Linked DNA regions of Mus musculus: region 2 is linked to region 1. A link is a loop called in an ENCODE intact Hi-C map of the cell type or tissue named here. Cell type or tissue: heart. All regions are shown on one strand. Each heading gives the region's core, and the rest is flanking DNA. Links, peaks and the distances in the headings are about the cores only.

Evidence for each region. Peaks named below come from ENCODE experiments on the same cell type or tissue, not always from the same donor. Only the 100,000 strongest peaks of a DNase experiment are listed, where the experiment ranks them.
Region 2: it touches region 1 in a loop (2.2-fold over the local background); 4 of 42 quality-filtered maps call a loop at or near these places.

Annotation. Positions count from the first base shown.
Region 1 is chr15:37,130,536-37,137,394 of GRCm38, reverse strand. The region is part of intron 2 of Gm41302 (a long non-coding RNA gene); the gene reads left to right. Gm41301 (a long non-coding RNA gene) reads left to right here and starts at 1,654. Exons shown (of 3, transcript XR_875169.2): 1 at 1,654-1,934; 2 at 2,332-2,418; 3 at 3,180-4,172. Gm34820 (a long non-coding RNA gene) reads right to left here and starts at 1,448. Exons shown (of 3, transcript XR_383949.3): 1 at 1,368-1,448. In heart, for the core only: a CTCF peak has its summit at 3,325; no DNase peak of the experiment used is centred there; H3K4me3 peaks cover 627 bases; H3K27ac peaks cover 632 bases.
Region 2 is chr15:37,230,691-37,237,549 of GRCm38, reverse strand. Grhl2 (grainyhead like transcription factor 2) reads right to left here and starts at 4,514. Exons shown (of 16, transcript NM_026496.4): 1 at 4,144-4,514. The coding sequence starts at 4,163. Gm16136 (predicted gene 16136) reads left to right here and starts at 4,391. Exons shown (of 2, transcript NR_155442.1): 1 at 4,391-4,574; 2 at 4,723-5,629. In heart, for the core only: a CTCF peak has its summit at 3,004; a DNase peak (open chromatin) is centred at 3,059; H3K4me3 peaks cover 1,527 bases; H3K27ac peaks cover 1,235 bases; H3K27me3 peaks cover 1,458 bases.

The DNA.
Region 1 (6,859 bases), core at 1,779-4,278:
TTTACTGTCCGTTAACATATTGGGTGTTGACCTCCTGACCTTTCACCAGAGCGTGTACTCAGCTTCAAAAAAAGTGCAAAAAGCGTGAAGATAAGTATTTGTGTCTATGCATAGGAGTGTGTAAAGGACTGCGTAAGTGTGAACAAGTGGGCTGTGTGAGTGGGACATTTGTAATTATGTGAGTGCAACTGTACATGTGTGGAGATGTTATGTGTGCATGAGTGTGGGCATGAATTTGCTGTGGAAGTGTGTGGAGTGTAGGGATATAAAATTGTGTGACTACATGAGTATGAATAAGATTGTGTGTGTGTGTGTGTGTGTACACACGCACACACACACACACACACACACACACACGAGTATGTATAAAGGCATGGATACATATGGTCTAAGTACAGGTCTGTGCATGTACATTTGTACCTATTTGTATACTGAATACATGGGGGTATGTGAGTGTTACTATGTGTGGGAGTGTGTGGGAGAGTTACTATGTGTGGGAGTGTTGCTATGTGTGGGAGAGTTACTATGTGTGGGAGTGTTGCTATGTGTGTAACATATGAATTAACCCTCTGACAGGAAAGCTTAAGGGAGTTGTCCATGGGCAGTTCTGGCAGAGAAGAGAGACCACCGTTCCACACTGCTTAGAAGCTGCCAGGTGACTGTGGGCAGCCGCTCAGGGCATCTTCCCTTAAATGGGCTAGTGCCTGACCTGGGGTCTGGTGAGGTTCTCTTTTCTCAGATGAGAGGCAAAGAGTAACATGTTCTGTCACACAGAAAGCTGAGGTGTGGCTAGAAACACTGGGTTTGGAACCATAGGGCAGTAACTTATGATCTGTCTGCAGTCTACAGGACTGTGAGAAGCCGCATCACCTCTCTGGCCCTCCCTTCCCCTGTCTAGCAAACTACATCAATAATAAATGACATAATAAATAACAATTCTGCTGGGCAGTGGTGGCGCACGCCTTTAATCCCAGCACTCGGGAGGCAGAGGCAGGCTGATTTTTGAGTTCGAGGCCAGCCTGGTCTACAGAGTGAGTTCCAGGACAGCCAGGGCTACACAGAGAAACCCTGTCTCGAAAAACCAAAACCAAGAAAACAAAACAAACAAACAACCCCAGTTCTGTCCTGATGAACAAGGAAAATCTTTTCAATGTTTTCTTTTCAAAGCCGCTGCTTGTGCCTAACCCACAGTGAAGCCAGGCTTCGTGGGAGGTTTGTAGGTGGTCTGTGGGCCATCTTAATGACCCATTAGGCCTCTTTGGAAGCGGATGACAAATAAAGCCCTGGGGTCACAAAGAGTTAACGCACTAGAGCCAGGACAGCACAGCAGAGTTCAGTGTTCTTCAAGAGGGACCAGGAAAAAGTACCTGTTACGCAACAAACGCCGCGGCTCGCTGAAAATACCGACCAGAGCGAATAATGCCTGTTTATAAGTGAAACCGTACACCTGTGTCAGCTGCCAGCCTGATCTTCAAGGGTCTGAAGTGAAAGAAAGAAAGGCCGCCTCAGCAGGGAGGCCGCGGTGGCGCTGGGGCAGAGCCAGGCGGAACAAGGACGCAGTGGCCGCCAGGCCACCTGCCCGGGAGGCGGGACCTGAGTCAATAAAGCCACTAAGCAAACAGTCGTGCTCAGTTTGTACAGTGGTTGAGGCTTGTGGGCCGAGGATCTGGAAGCCGGCACACATCCTCCCTTAAATCCGAGCCCAGCTTTGTTTACACGGCTCGTCTCACGGCAAGATGGCGGCCCGCGGGGTGCGGGGCAGCCTCGGGCGAGCGGGCCGTGGGCAGGGGGCTGCATCCCGGGGCGGCTCCCCTCTCACACAGCGGGACTGGAGGTCTGTTATCTTGATGAAACAGGGCTGCGTGGAGAGCATAAGGACGTTGGGGTGGGGCTCGTTAGCCGCAGTCACTTCGTGCGGGAAGGCAGCTTCTAAGGTGGGCATTGGCCTCAGACTAAGAGGGGACTGGCCGTCCTAGCCAGAGATCTCCGTCATCTTCCAAGCAGGGCTCGCTGCTCAAGCAGCAATCGTTATTGAGAAGCGGGACAGATTTGAATGAAAGCACTTTGGGGATGTCTATGTCTGTCTTAGTGTGGTGGGTGGTAAGATGCGTTAATGAACGAGCTGTGCTAATGACTAGGTTACTGTGGAAATATTTCTGAGGGGTGGAGAGGGTGACTCTCAGGATAACCTGCACTGTATTTCATATTTTGGAAGTAGTGAGAGCTGAGAAGAAAGCAGACAGTAGTAAGGTGCTACGTAGAGCCAGGCAATGTTCCATGCGCACCAGCTATTCTGCTGGCGCATGCGTGTGTCTCTCATCTCTGCAACAGGAAGTTTTGCTGGGTCCAGCATGTTGGCTCATGCCTGAAATTCTAGCACTCGGGAGGCGGAGGCAGGAGTATGGCCATGAATTCAAGGTCTGTCTGGGTTACAAAGTGAGACTACCTTAAAACAAAACAAATAAATAATAAAGTTAAAAGGACAGTGGCGCTTCTGGGTCAGCGATGCAAATGGACTCAGAATTACTGTGGTGTCAGTATTAACCCGGCCTAAGAGCCTCTACATTGCCTGCTTTAAAATTTCTCCTCTTAAACTGGGGGGAGATGGCCCACACTTTTAATCCCAGCACTCATGATAACTGATTTTGAGGCCAATCTGGTCTACAGAGCAAGTTTCAGGACAGCAGAGAGAAACCCTGTCTTGAAAAACAAGTAAACAAACAAAATCTCCTCTTCTTTCCTCAAGAACTCTATTCCTTCTTAGCAGCGATTTTAATCAGCGAGCTGGGGCTGTCCTCGTGTGACCTTTGTCAATCCCTGGAGGCTTGCTTAGCAGTTGCAAGCAAGGCTGGAGAGCTAATGTAGGTGATCAGAGTAGCGGCTGAATATCTGACAGTGCACAGCTCCCCACATCAAAGAAGTCTCCAGCCCCAAATGTCAACAGTGCTGAGGCTGACCTGTGCTTTCATGTCATAACACCATTGAAAAGCATCTATTTACTAAGTCACAGTATGGTCTGAATGGCTGACAGTCTGCATAGAAACCTTCTAGGGCAAGTTGATTTGAAAGAGGCTTGTATTTGTTTGAGAGCTCTAAATCTCTCTCTCTCTCTCTCTCTCTCTCTCTCTCTCTCTCTCTCTCTCTCTCTCTCTCATACACACACACACACACACACACAGAGCTGTGTTGGGGAGCCCCCCAGTTTTTCCTCTTCGGTTGCTATGACACCCACCTACTCCATCGATGTAGGTAGACCTACCAAGTATTCCTTTCGAAGGCTGAAGTGAAGACCCTGGTGTGAAGTCTCCACCTATCTGCAGTTACTGGAAGCACAAATCCTGATGGATGAGCCATTTTAACCCACATCACCAAACGATGGGAAAAATTCTTTAAGAATGGACAAGTGCCTGTGTTAGGTCACAGTTTCTTAATCCTTCTGGCAATTACAACGCCCCAGGAGGCCTAACAGTTTGCAGTGCCTAGGTTGGGACCCTAGACTTGTAAGAAGCACCTTTCCTGCTGACACCACCCATCAGTGTGTAAGTTAATTTTCCCGAAGGGTGACAAACACACACAATGTGCACATGTCTCTAACAAGCCCACATCTGAGTGTAGCCTCAACAGATCTGAAAGCAGAGTCTTGAAAATATCTGTACACCCATGCTCACAACAGTCACAGTAGCTGAAAACACCATGCATCCATCAGTGTAGATACAAATGAACGGAATGTGGTGTAGACACAAAGATCAGCACTCAACTTCACAAAGCGAATTGCAATGCGTACTAAAACAGGCAAAGCATCATGTTAAGGAAAGTAAGCAGTGGTAAGGAGACAGTTAGAGCAAGCTTCCATTTCTAAGAGAAACCTAGTCCGATTCAGAGACGGAAAGAGCAAGAGCTGGGGATAGGTGGGGCTGATTAATTCATAAAGTGTCGGCTTTGCATAATAGCTTAAGCTCATTCTCTATTCCTAAACCCCAACACTTAGAATGGTGTGTTAATTTGTTTGTTTGTTTGTTTGGTCGCTTGCTTGCTTAAGACAGACTCTTACTATGTAGCCCTGACTGGCCTACCTAGTAGATACAACTGTGTATACCAGGTTGGCTTCAAAATCACAGAAATCCACCTGCCTCTACTCCTAAATGATGGGATTAAAGGCATGCACCACCACACCCACTCAGGATGGTGCATTATTTAAAAGCATATATGGGGCTGGAGAGCTGGCTCAGCAGTTAAGATTTCTAGTTGTGCTTGCAAAAGACATGGCTTGTTTCCCAGCATCCTCTGGGCAGCTTAGAACCATCTGGATCTCCAATTTCAAGGTATCTGACGCCCTATTCTGGCCTCTGTAGAAAACAGGCATGCACATGGTACACAAACAAGCATAACCCCCCCCCCCACTCATACATGTAAAGTAAGAATAAAGCTTTTTAAAAAGGCAGACATGGGGTCTAGCAAACAAAGAAGTAGATGCTCATAGTCAGCTATTGGATGGATCACAGGGCCCCCAATGGAAGAGCTAGAGAAAGTACCCAAGGAGCTAAAGGGATCTGCGACCCTATAGGTGGAACAACATTATGAACTAACCAGTACCCCGGAGCTCTTGACTCTAGCTGCATATCTATCAAAAGATGGCCTAGTCGGCCATCACTGGAAAGAGAGGCCCATTGGACTTGCAAACTTTATATGCCCCAGTACAGGGGAACGCCAGGATCAAAAAGTAGGAGTGGGTGGGTAGGGGGGGAGGGTATGGGGGACTTTTGGGATAACATTGGAAATGTAAATGAGGAAAATACCTAATAAAAATGTTAAAAATATAAAGATAAAAATAAATAAAAATAAAAAGGCAGACACATGGCTGGACAGATGGCTCCGCAGTTAAGAGCACTGGCTCTTCTTTCAGAGGACCTGGATTCAGTTCCCAGCACCCACATGGCAGCTCACAACTGTCTGTAACTCCAGTTCCAAGGGATTTGACACAGACAGGCATGCAGGTAAAACATCAGTGCACATAAAGAAAAATAAATAAATCACTAAAAAAAAGGGGGGGTGGGCACAGACTCACCAGGTTTGGCAGTGCACAGCTTTAGTCCCAGCACCTGAGAGGCAGAGGCAGCCAGATCTCTGAGTCCAAGTTCAACCTGATCTACAATATAACAATTTTATATAACAATCATTCATAGTTCCAACAGAATTAGAGATGCTTTATTGTGTATTTTTTGTCTGTTAGAGACAGGATCTCATGTAACATTTGAAAGATGTTCCAGAATACCAAGCCTCACAGTGTCCCTAAGACACCAGTATCACGGTGAATGTAGCTGGCATATAATTAAGTTGTCATTACCTTTGATTTTTTGTTGCTATAACAAAATACCTGAAGCTGAATACTTTAAAAATAAAAAAGGTAGCCAGGCCTGGTGGCTCATGCCTTTAATCCCAACTCTCAGGAGGCAGAGGCAGGAGTTCCCTGAGTTTGTGGGCAGCCTGGTCTACATAATGCATTTCAGGACAACTAGGGCTACACAGAGAAACCCTGTCTTAGAACAAACAAATAGAACAAAACAAAACAAACAAACAAACAAAAAAGATTTTCCCCACCTCAGTTTTAAGCTCTAAGAGCCTAGCACTACATCTGTTCAGCTTCAGTGAAGGTTTTGTAGCCACATTACAAGATAGATGACATTAATAAACAAGAAAGAGAGATTACCTGGTAAATTAGGGGACAGTAAAGGGCTGAGGGGGAAGCCATTTTACTTTAGGGTTTCTTGAAAACTACAGTACCTGTTCTGGAAATGGACCTCCAGTGACTCAAGTCCCACCTCTTGGAGGAGCACATTCAATCTGCATCCAAGCCACAAACACCCTTGTCATGATGAGCAGAGGTGGCTGCCATGGATTTTTACAGGACAATCTCGCTCCTCGTGGCACTTCCCAGGCATGGATTCCTCCCATCAGGACCACAAAGAGCCTTTCTGTTCTTGTCCCAAAGAATCAACAAAGTCTTGTCTGTGTCCAGCCAGGAGAGGGAGGAACCTTGTAGTGTACTTAAGATGCACTTACTCAGTGTCTCTCAGAGGGAGCCATGTTGTTTCCTCTTGGCAAACACGAAAATGGCTGAGAGGAAGCAAATTAACATTGCTTTGAGAACATCAAAATTCTCTGACATCTCAGAGTTGACATTTTCAGCCTCAACCTTTTTATGGTAAGATATTTATCATTTATTAAGTCTGGGGTTAGGAATTTCCCTCCCTAGAGATGAATGCTATTTGTAGTCTGCAAAGATGGCTGTGGCTTGAATGTTGAATAATCCTTGAATATTTCTCTAGGCACCAGAACATATTGAATTAAATAATATTATTATATTTCCCACAGCTATGACGCCAGGCTGCGCTCTATATATAGCCACATAAAATAAAAGGTCCCCATACGTTTCTGAAGTGAAAATCTTATGTGACTTTTAAAATATTCACACATTAAATCTGAATAAAACTGATGTGATCAGCAACATTCATTCTGGATGTAAAGGTGGCAGTGTCATGAATCAGGAGAGTGGGGAGAAGTTTTAGGAGGAGGAAAGCCGCTATATTTCTTCTGGGAAAATTATTCCGAAGGACACGTTTCTGGGTGTTACTTTGTCTCTGTGGCTGTGTTAGGTGGACTCTATGCAGCCCCTGCTCAGGTTAGACAGTGTGTGCCCGAGGGAAGTTTCAGACTTCAGAACAGCAGCGAGGATTGTGCAGATGGACCGGCTCCAACACTTAGTCCACATTTATTCCATGTTTACCTCCGTTCAAACCCAGCAAGAAGGAAAGAACTCACTCACTTCATCCTCAACGTGCACCATGTACGCAGCCTGCCA
Region 2 (6,859 bases), core at 1,564-4,063, 100 kb before region 1:
CCAACTGATTGTTTCACAATTGGTTGGCCTTGTTCTCCTAACATATGCTTAACTTGTAAGCACCCTGAGGTTCACTTGTGAATCTCAATATCTCAATCAAAACGTCCAATATCCAAACATACTTGAGGTTAAAAAAAAAAGTAGGTATTTGTACTGGTAGAGGAGATATGAGGTATTTGCACTTTTTTTTACCTTAAGGGGTATTTAATATAGCTTAATGGAAATGAATGCTTTAAAAGTAAGGAAATTTTTAAACTAAATCTATCTAGCCAACTCCTTAAGCTAAAACACACAGCGTGACCATGGCAGTAAGCAGACGGGGGAAATGCATTAATGCTGTGAGTTGAGCTGTGGCACTTCTCATGCCCAGTCTTGAAATTCTAAAACAACAATAATGAATTGCACTGTGTTTTTAAAACTGCTTTAAACATTACTGTAACTTGTAGGCATTTGTCAGGGCTGTCTTAAATTAATGTCTATTTTTGGATTGCCCCTTCAGTGTAGTGTAAGCCCCTTATGAGTACGGCATGTTTCCTTCACCTTCATCTTCTCCTGTAACGCTTGCGCACTACACGGCAAGCAGTGCATAACTAGAAGCCGTGTGTTATGCTTATGAAGTCTCTATGCGGACTCAGTCATTACATACGCACACGTATGTGTGTCCTCTCGATTATTTATACAGTTTTGGTTTTTGTTTTGTTTTGGTTTTCCACACAGGGTTTCTCTGGGTAGCCCTGGCGGTCCTGGAACTCTTTCTGTAAATCAGGCTGGCCTCAAACTTGAAGATCCACCTGTCTTGACCTCCCCAGTGCTGGGATTAAAACTGTGTGCCACCATCTCCCAGACCTCCCAGAAGAGTCTCTTAATCAAACAGAGTCTTGCTTACAAATATACTTGTTGACAAAGATCATCAACTGTCATAAAAGGTTAAGGTAGGAGATCAGAGCCTTTTAAAACGCATACAGAGACAAAATGTCCTTTTTTTTTTTCTTCTTTGCTTTAATGAATGATAACATCAGCACTGTAGAACATACAAAGCAGATCATGTCAATCTGAAAAGTTCACCATCAAAAGGCTGACTCTGGGCTGTAAGATGGCTCAGGGGTAAAAGTGCTCCTGCCATGACCAACAGCAATCACGGGTAGAAGAAAAGAACTAACGATTACAAGTTGTGTACAGCTTGACCTCTGTGTACAAGCTTTAATAACACACACACACACACACACACTATATATATATACATATATATATATATATACACAGTGATATAAATACTAAAAAGATCCATCTTCAAGGCAAACTTTCTAACCAGAAAACCTTCCTATGCAATCTAAAACGATTACCTATATCTCACTGGGATTTGGAATTTAATCTCTAAAAGTTTGCTCTGGGGGAGTGTTTCCAGAAAACACAGGCAGGCCTCCCAGGATTGATTTACCGGGAAACACTGTAAGCCCAGCTCCTGGACTCTCCCATGCTCAGGTGCCTGAGCTTCAGCTAGGTATTCAAGCACTTTCTTATGAGTCCCAACCATCAAATGCCTCATCAACCCCGGCCCATCCCTTCAGGGGCCATAGTAGACAATTAACATTAAGAAATGGAATCTTGGGCGGTCATAATAGAGTTTATCTTAATCCTAACACTCCAGCTGCAGAGGCAGGCAAATTTCTGACTTTGAAACCAGCTCTTCTACAGAGTGCACAGCCAGGAAAGCCAGAAAGACTGACGGGGGGGGGGGGGGGGGGGGAGAGAAAAATAAAGGGGGGGGGGGAAGGATCTCAGATTCTAATTTCTTTTAAAATTTTATTTATTTTTATGTATGTGTGTACACTGTAGCTGTACAGATGGTTGTGAGCCTTCATGGGGTTGTTGGGAATTGAATTTTTAGGACCTCTGCTCACTCAGTCCCTGCTTGCTCCAGCCCAAAGATTTATTTATTATTATACAATAAGTAGACTGTAGCTTACTTCAGACACACCAGAAGAGGTGGTCAGATCTTATTACCGGTGGTTGTGAGCCACCATGTGGTTGCTGGGATTTGAACTCAGGACCTTTGGTAGAGCAGTCAGTGCTCTTACCCACTGATTGAGCAGAGAAAGCAGGGGACATTTGATCCTGGTTTCCTTACAGTTTTAAGGAGAAAACTCCTTAGTTGGTTTTCTCAGGATGCAAAATGAAATCCTGAAAACCACTAGATAAAAGCTACTTTCATTAAATGCTCATGTAATTCTAGATAGACATTACCATAAAAACTAGGTAATACATACTCGTTAAGCCAGATTGTTAGTACTCAGTACTTAGACTCAATAGTGAATAAATTATCCCTATTGGTGCTAAGTATAACTTGGAGAAAATAAATACCCATCCACTTTCGTTCTTCGTTCCTTTGACTCATGCAGTGCCACAGAACTAAGCAAGCAAACTGAGTGTTAATTGTGCAATTAAAGTAACTGTGCACCCTTTTACACATCAAACTCAAAACAAACCAAAATAAAAACGAAAAAACAAACGTTGTTGTTGTCTTGGATTTGGGTTATATGAGTTTTCAACCTCAGGTGATAACTCCACTACCAAGAGAGCTGAAGTGGAGGTCAAGATGTGCGTGGGAGTATCTCCTACGCTTTCCCAACCCTAAACTTTCTAGCTCCTGGCCCAGTTCCTAATACTAGTTCTTCGATTCCGGTATCTACTTGCGCAGATAAATCTTAAAGGGCGACAGAGTAGTAAGTTTTAAAGTATGAAAACAAGCGTCCTGGACATCGGCCGCATCGTGACAGTGCCCATCCAAAATCGGGTTAGGCAGGCTTTCCTTCTCCGCCCTCCTCCCTTCCAGGTCCTCAACCTGGGGACTGGTCCTGTGCTTTTCTCGGTCAAGACTCTCAGGAAGGTCTCCTTGGAATGGCCACACCAGCCGGGTTAAGTTACTAGGGGCAGCAAAAGTGCGGCCTCTGAGCCTTTCCAATAGGACGCAGCCAGTTCCCGGCCTAGGACGCCCCGGGAGGAGGGGGAAGGAAGTGTCGCCACCGAATGGAAGGAGGGCAGCGGGACCCACCTCCCGCTCCCTCCCGCTCCCGCCCGCTCCCGCCCTCGGCCCCACCTCCCCCGGCTCGCACAAAGCCGTCCCCAAGGCGGGGACCGCGACGGACCAGGCCCCGCGCCCCGCGGCTCACGCGGCTCCCGGCAGGCCTGAGCTCCGGTCGAGGACGCAGAGAGCCCGGAGTCCCGGTGCTCCACCATGCTCCCCCACCCCCTTGCCCTCGACAGCCTCGGCGAAGGCCGATCGAGCCCCACGCCCGAGGTGGCGGCCTCCGAACAGTGGGCCGCGCGGTCACCGGACGCGTATGAGCCAGAGACGTCGGGGCGCAGGGAGACCGGCCCAAGTGTGGGCACCCCTTCGTACTCGGCCTCAAAATCAGTCCCCCATTCCCGAGAGGTCCTGTCCCGCACCTGCGCGAGGTGACTGGCCACTGCGTGGGCTGCGGGAAGGAGCGAGGCGCGGGCACACCCACGGACCCGCCATCGCGGCCTGCCCGCTCCTCCGTCCCGTCGGAGACCCGCGCTGGGGCGCACATGCACCCCGGGTCGCCGCAGTGGGGAAGATGGCCGTGTCTGCAATCGCATAAAAGGCCTTTGTTGAGCGCACACAAAAGAGGCCCAGACCGCTTTTCCAGCAGGCCCTTTGGCCTAATCGAAGGAAGTCGACTGAACTTCCAACCGGCCCAGGAAGTCTGAGGCTGGGGAGCACCTCCAGGCAAGGGGGTTAACTACAGGCCTCCCGCCACCATCTGCCAAAACCTCAATCAGTGCCCAAGGGTCCGTTGGTCGGGGCAGTGGGAGCTGAGCTCATTCGTCGGGGAGGAAGCAAAGAAAACCCACGTTTACTTGCAAGGCCCCAAAACGGGTTTTAAACATTCACGTTCGAGTAGGGTCTCTCCCCTGAATCGGGGTAGAAATAATCCGAGAGGGTCTGGATACACCAAAAAGAAAAAAGTAAAAAGAGAGGAAAAAAATACAAAATCAAAATCCAACAATAGCGACTTAAAAAACAAAAACAAAAACAAAAAAAACAAAAACACAACAAACCAGTTGCCATCAGCCCAAAGGGGCAGCGGCAGCCGCCGCCGGCGCGTGCGACCCACTTACTTGTCCGACTCTTGTGACATGTTTGATCCAATGAACTCGCTCCCCTTTTCCTGGAGCCTCAGCCTCTGGTGAAACTGGACTTTCAAGTCTGTGCAGGTGAAGGTGTGTGAGAGCGCCCGAGATGGCAGAACAAGAGCTACAGGTAATTCTGCTTTCGTCCCCCCTCACCACTCTCGCTCGCCCGCTCGCTCGCGCCCTCACCTAGCCGGAAAGGTGGGATGGGGGGAGGGAGCCCTCACATGGGGCCCGCGCTCGGAGGCGGCCCGGCGGCGCGGAGTCCTCCCGGATCGCTGCAATGGGCAGACACAGAGCGCAAAGTGGCGGACTTGGGCGGCCACAGGTAACTTTCTCGCAAGGCGCTGAATTCTTTCACTAAAGGGTACAAGCCCGAGGGCCGAGCTGCGCGGTGATTGGCTGCGGTGCTCCCTCAGGTGAGCTGCCATTGGCAGAGGCGCGCTCAGGTAAGGCCCTTCTCCAAGTGCAGGTCACTCACTGCGAAGTTTACCTGAGTGGAGCGGTGGCACGCTGGAGACTCTGCGAGCTGACTTCTACCCACTTTTGGCTTTCTTCCCTGACTAGGGGCAGGGTAGAGGTGATGGGAGAGACGGAGCGGGGAGCGCCACTACAGACACTAGGTACCGTGGGTCAAACCGAAGGACGACAGAATGCTGAACCCAGAAATCAACAAGCCACCCGGAACCAAATGGCCAGTTCACCACCTGCCACTTGACACTCGCGGGACGAAAACTGTGTGGCGGGCAGAAGAGTCAGGGAACTAGAGTTACGCTATGCTGAGTGGGAAAGGAACGGATTGCCGGGTCTCTTGCGTAATTGCATTGTTAGCATTCTTATCCACAACAAACTCTTCTCCTGCTCTGATGCATAGAAGATAGCAGGTCGTTTTCAGTTTTCAACTAGTCGAGCGACCTTTCCTGAACTGGATCTATGAAGTGCGGCGTGGCTTTAATGGAGAAAGGAGATTCGGTTGAATAGACTCTTAAGGTGGCCCGGGCGCACCTCTTGCATCTCTCCGCAGCCTGGGATTCCTGCGCTGCGGAACAACTACTGCATCTGTTCCATAAGCCTGTCGCCCGTTGACATTTCTAGGCAAGCATCAACATTTACATTGTAATTCAATAGAAGCAGCTACTACAAAGGCTCTTTATCCTTGCAGTTTAATATGGTTGCCAGGGGAACAACGCAGGATGAAAGTGACTTGTTTGTGTGGGTTCTCTTCTGGTCCGGAACAGTGCGAAGTAGCCAGGTGTCATTTATAATCGCTGCTACGAGAATTAAGTATTTGTGGGAGTTCTGACAGGGATCTAGCCCATACATGAGCGTGGTGGAAATACAGGAGGGTATGGAAAGCTTTGCCACATTTATGTCAAGTCAACACTGGAGCACTGGAGCTGTCAGATTTGACACAACTTCTGTATTAAACCTTTGCAGGTCACATGATTTGGGGGAATTAAATTACGGCACTAGGTTTGGTTGTTCTTTATTTCCACTCTTAGCAACTGACTTTAACGATTCTATTTTATTTTAGATAATAACATAAGCACCCATACAGGTACTTTTTAGAAACAATATATTTTTAACACAGTTTGAACACGGTATCCGTGTGCACCTTACTTTCTTTTTCCCTCCTCTAGAGACAGTCACATTCCGCCGATGCCGGGTGGGTGGGCGGGTGGCTCTGTGGCTTGCCCCCTGTTGTGCGCATCTCCTGATGCATCAACGTTGTGGTTTGAACACTTGCTACTCGTTATGAGCTGCTAACTCCTCTACTCTTTTGCTTCCAGTTCCAGCCCCCATCATGGTCCCTCCTCAGGTTAGAGACTAAGAAGTATGTATCTGGTCGAGTTTCAGTGGCAACAGAGAGCACTGATGTAGTGTGGTGGTTTCCTTTTTTACCTTTTGTTTAGTTTATTACGAACCTATCCTGATATGGTTCTATAACAAATCTACCAAGTGACTGTAAAATTTAGTTTCCAAAAGACCAAATATCCCATTCCATCTTCTCCCTGCAAACAAGCCTGCAGAGCTCCTACCCTCCAGATCCAATGGAGATGATCTGTTTTATGGATTGGCTGTCATCCTGGGACACCTTGTCCTATGCCCTGAGTCTTCTTTGAGGATTTACGGTATTTTCTTTTTGTTTTATTTCACTTTGGAGGGCGGTCTCCTTGTGCAGCCCTCACTGGCCTGACCCTTGCCATGTGGGCCAGGCTGTTTTCAAGTGTTTTGTCCTCTGCCCAGTTCCCAGGCATTCATCACCACACCTCTGCTACTTTAAGAACTCTGAGTTTTGGTTATTTTTAAAATACAGTTCTGTGACTTTGCCATGGCTACACTAGCTTTCCTGGTTTTGAGGGTGTCGTTTTATTACAGGGTTTCCCTGCCTTTCCTTGGCTTCCTCTGCCTCCCTTTCCTCTGAGTTTGCTCTGGTTCCCCCGTGGCAGAACCTCCTTCCTCTGTCTGCAGCCTTTCACTTTGCATTCCCAGGTACAATGAGGTCATGAGAACTTCTTCAGTAACCTCGTGGGGGTGGGGAATGGGCTTGCTCACTGGTGGGCCTGCTGTCTTTCCCTTGGAGCTTGTAGTTATCAGGAGATCTGGGACCTCTTGCACTCTGGAGCATTCGGCAGGCGCATGGTGTCTGGCCTGGTGTGGGTGAGCCACCCTGCAGCCTTTCTCACTCTTTCCTTTCCTGGAG